Linked DNA regions of Homo sapiens: region 1 is linked to region 2. Evidence: read pairs that join two places in POLR2A ChIA-PET (ENCODE). Cell type or tissue: GM12878. All regions are shown on one strand.

The links. ChIA-PET counts read pairs that join two places held together with the same protein. Peaks named below come from ENCODE experiments on the same cell type or tissue, not always from the same donor. Only the 100,000 strongest peaks of a DNase experiment are listed, where the experiment ranks them.
Region 1: POLR2A ChIA-PET joins it to region 2 with 5 read pairs; 8 of 35 experiments call an interaction of 5 or more read pairs at or near these places.

What each region holds. Positions count from the first base shown.
Region 1 is chrX:41,089,741-41,092,240 of GRCh38, forward strand. The region is part of intron 1 of USP9X (ubiquitin specific peptidase 9 X-linked); the gene reads left to right. Among named protein-coding and RNA genes, the nearest start is that of USP9X, 5.5 kb to the left of the region's middle. In GM12878, no CTCF peak of the experiment used is centred here; no DNase peak of the experiment used is centred here; H3K4me3 peaks cover 1,235 bases; H3K27ac peaks cover 327 bases.
Region 2 is chrX:41,141,606-41,144,105 of GRCh38, forward strand. USP9X (ubiquitin specific peptidase 9 X-linked) reads left to right here. Exons shown (of 45, transcript NM_001039591.3): 10 at 1,686-1,838. Among named protein-coding and RNA genes, the nearest start is that of USP9X, 57 kb to the left of the region's middle. In GM12878, no CTCF peak of the experiment used is centred here; no DNase peak of the experiment used is centred here.

The sequences.
Region 1 (2,500 bases), 52 kb before region 2:
TTTTGGGATTGATGTATAATTGTTTTATGGAACGAATGAAATAACAATAACAGACATTTATTTGGAGTTTCTGTCTCTTAATCCCCTTGGTCCATTGGACCAAATTCTGCATGGTGGGGGCATGGCAGCAGGGAAGCCTATAGGAGTTTAGGATCTATGAGGGTTTTTTTTTTTTTTTTTTTTTTTTTTTTGAGACAGATTCTCACTCTGTCACTGAGGCTGGAGTGGTCACGGTTCACTGCAGCCTCCACCTCTCCTGGGCTCAGGTGATCCTCTCCCCTTAGTCTCCTGAGTAGCCGGGACTACAGGTGCTCCCATGCCTGGCTATTTGTATTTTTTTTCTCTTTTATAGAGATGGGTTTTGCCTTGTTGCCTAAGCTGGTCTTGAACTGCTGGGCTCAAGCTGTCTGCCTACCTGGGCCTCCCGAAGTGTTAGGATTCCCGGCATGAGCGACTGGGCCCGGCCCTATGAGCATTCTTAGTGTGACACAAGATTCCCCAAAGATCTTTTTGTTAAATTATAGAAAATGAGACTATAAGGATCATGAAAAAAGTTGATGTAATAAGGAAAAAGACTTAAAACTTCTAACACTTACCTATATTGGGCATTGAATTTATAATTTATTGTGGATTATAAAGTGATGACCATTGTAATATACTTTTAAAGAATAACTTGTGAAAAAGTATATTGTTAGGATGAGATCGCTTACCTAAAATTTATTCTTCAAAGATACTCATGCTAAATCTTGGTGTCTTCAACGTGTGTATACACACATATCTTATATTTGGCAGCAAATGGATTTTCAATTTTATTCTCAATCACTGCCTAACAAGGATTTTCTACCACCTCTGTGTATCAATCATCTGTGGAGCTTTTTCAAAATATATATTTGCTCTATAGGTGAGTCTGATGTGTAACCAGAGGTTTTTTTTTGCAGTCCCTTTTAGGGAAAGGGGAGAATTGAGACCCTTTGCATGTCATGTGTTCCACCATTAGGCAGCAGTACTCTTGTTTGAGTTTCGTTTTGTTAGTCACACAGTCAAAAATTCCAGACTGAAACACAAACATGTAGTGAAAAGCTCAAACACTAGAAGAGACAGGGATTCCACACTCACATGTATTATATACAGTATATGTGCACATATATATCAAATTTATTGTCACTTAGCACCTTCTCGGTGTTACGGTTCCAGCTCTACTATAAACATTAATATCTGTTAAGACATTTGTTTCCTTTTTAATCCGTTCAACAAATACTTCTGGGGCATCTGCTGTGTGCTAGGCACTGTTCTAGAGATTACTGTTGTCTAGAAGCTAACATATGAAGTGAGGTGGGCTGGACTAGCTGATCTCTAAAGTCTTTAGTGCTAGTTTTCTGGCATTCTTTTATGTACCTCGTAGGAGAGATTGGATTAAGTTGTTATTTAAAAAAACTTTGTTATGGTATATGCCAATTGAATTTTTTTTGTCACTAAATAGAATTTCATTCTGAACTCCAGTTTTCTCCAGTGAGCCCAAATGTCAAGTATAGTAGAAATAGGTTCTTTTGGAATTCTTGGCATACTGGCTTTAGGAATAGCTGTACTTCTGATGCTGTTAATTTTTGACCAGAAATTACATACTCTGGTGTCACCCCTTACTCCTGCCATTCCTTTGCTGTATTGATGCTCTATTATCTCTATACAGTGTGTTTTTCTATTTAATTTACTTTGTTTAGGTGTTTTGATTAATTTTGTCCTCACAATTCTATCTTTAAGGTTAGTGGCTTTCATTCTAAGTCAGTGATAATATCCTTAGCACCTAGAAAGTGCCTGGCATATAGACATTTAGTAACTGTTGGATGAATATAGTTTATCACATTCTTGCTATTTTACTTATTTTTTGCTAAATCTTTTTACTTCTGGGAGTCACTTTTCTTACTAATCTCATTACAATGAGAAATCCTGGAAGAGATCTCAATTCTTTCTAGTCAGACCCTTCATTTTTCAGATGAAAAAAATGGCTCAAAGAGGTGAAAGGTGAAGTAACTTGACCAAGATAGCATGCCATAGACTACCTTCTTTATGAAGCTATATCTATATGTGTCAAATCACATTAATTATTAAATTCTCTGTAGTCACTCATAAAATTAACATTAAACTGTCTCCCTGGTAATGGATAATAAGGTCAGGGATTCTGTCCTTTACCTTTGTATATTACAGAGCACCTAGAATAATACTGTTTATAATAACCATTTGATTACCTGAATGGGAAAATCTGGGGCAGTATTTAACTTGCAGTACCTCCAACCTCTTGTACAGAATTGATTCATCTTCATTTTATGGCACCCTACAGTTTATTCTTATTAATCATGTGAGCTTTGAACACCATGTTAGTCAACCATAATCAAAGGAATTGTTTTCCTTGGGATGAGTTTGAGCTGGTGATCGTGCATATTAGATCCCATCTTCTACAGAGCCTGTGAATTGGGTGGAAAGGAAAAAGGGAGTGGCGAAGCCT
Region 2 (2,500 bases):
TTATTATTTGGTAGTGATATGGGTAGCTTTAAAACATCTTTGATAAACTTAGTGATGAATGTGGCGTTTTGAAGTAATTATTAGTTTGTTGGAGAGTGGGAAGTTGGTTGAAATGGAGTAGGTAGAGTTGATCTAGAAAATGGATTGGGTAGTATCTAGTACCTTATAAAGTGGCCTATTGTTCATTTGACCATTTACAGTTAAACGTTTTAAAACAGGAAATAAAATTACTAGAATAAGATCTATACAAATTGTTTTATCACGATTTTGAGAATTTTATTTTGAAAGCCCTTATTTTGACATTGAAATTTTATGAAACTTTATGTACCATAGCTATTTTGTATTATATTGTTTTGAAATGAGTAAGTATGCCATTTAAGTTACAGTGCCAATATTTTTTGAATGTATATGTGTAACAGTCCTGGGGAAACATCTGTAGGAGAACTGTCCTTGCCCTCAAGGAGCCCTCACTTAATAGGGGAGTTAGTGATTAGAGTATGTTAAAATGCATGTGGAGACTGCTTAGATATTGCCCTGTGTTAGGGGGTCAGGTGGTAGACATCTGGTTTCATACATATGATGTACGTATCTGCCTCATGGAAAGTCCAGCACAGAGCTATTCAAAGTGTGCTCTGAAGACTGGTGCTGGTTCTTGAACCAGTCCTAGATAGGACAGAGAATGGCATTAAGTGTTTAGAAACTTTCATTGCAGTTTGACATTGCGACATTTTTATTGTGTTTTACAAAATTATCTGTGGCTCTGCAGTGGCTCACGCATGTAATCCCAGCACTTTGGGAGGCCGAGGAGAGATTGCTTGAGGCCAGGAGTTTAAGACCAGCCTGGGCAACAAAGCGAGACCCTGTCTCCATATTAAAAACATATGTGTATATATGTAGAATAACATAAAAACAAATATCTGCAACAGATTAGACATTAAAAACTGGCTCATTATCAGCTGAGACATGTACTTCTCTAGCACATTTTGGGCCTAACTACTTTTTATTCTCAGCTAAATACTGCAAAATCATATAGTGTGGATTACTCCCTGTTTGTATCATGAGTTAGCACTTTATTCTGTTGCTATAGATTAAATGAATGCTAGTTGAGCAAGCTAGCACAGTGTTACAGAAAAACAGACTGTGGAAGCATATGACTTGATTCATATTCCAATTCTAGCATCTGTGAGCCTGTTTACATTTTGTAATAGAATAATGTATCTCTTACTAGGATTGTTTGGAAAATTAAAGAGATAATGGATAAGCAATAATAGTGCCTAGCACATGATAATTGTTAATAAATAAAAGTAAAAAATAGAGAGCCTTTTTACCCAAGGTCAAAACATAATTCTGTGGCAAAATTGGGATAAAGAATCCAAAGATCCTAAAATTGGTCCTGTACTCACCCTACCATGGTGATTGTGTACTTAAATAATATTTTTCTGAGTAAATGCTGGAGTGTAGAATCTTCTTAATTTCAGTATTATTTATGGGAGCATTTCTGTATGTGCAAAATTGTTATAAAATTTCATAATTTTCCATTAAAGCAACACATAAGTATATTTTACCAGTATTATATTTTGTAAATGTGTTTTGAATTTCCTTATATTATTTAATAATAGTGTGAGCAATTAAGAAAAAATTGTTTTAATTTCTGCTTTCAAACACGTTTTTGAATTAACATTTAGGAATGGATACAGCAGAACAATATCTTATCCATAGTGTTGCGAGATAGTCTTCATCAGCCACAGTATGTAGAAAAGTTAGAGAAGATTCTTCGTTTTGTCATCAAAGAAAAAGCTCTGACCTTACAGGATCTTGATAATATCTGGGCAGCACAGGTAAGGAATTTAAGATGATGGCTATTTAGTTTTTAAAATAAAGATACTAAAAACTGAAGAAATACAGTAGCTGTCATGAAATGGATGCAGGCTTGTATTGTTTGACTTTGAGAACGTTTAAATGCTTGTTACCCTGCCAGGAATCTTTTTGAAATAACCAATAATCTTTTAAAAATAAAAATATTCTTTTATCTGTATTTGATAAAGGTTGAGAATTTGTCAGTGGTTTTAAATAAAGATGCAAACAGTAAAATCATAAGGAATGTCTATTGAAAGAGAGTAAAGACATCTGTAATTGGTTTCTTCATAGATTTAATAGAAAGCAAAAACCTCCAGTGTCAGGAGAATTAATTCACTTGATTATTTATAAAGACCTGTAATAATTATTCCAGAGAATTTATAACTCTTCAGAAGGATTAGTAACCTTTTTAGTTTTTGAGTTGGAAACTACAACTCCTTCTATTATCTTAATGACAGTTTTCTAATCGTGGATTTCTTGGGAAGCATTATTGAGTTGTAGATTATAAAGCTTTGTTTTTTTAGTCTATAAAAACCAAGAAAACAGCTTTGCCTTTGAGTGCTTAAGGTTCCAGTTTTGAAACAATATTGTTAGTGTGCCTTATTTTTGTATTTGCAATATTAAAATTGTCAAATTAAATAAA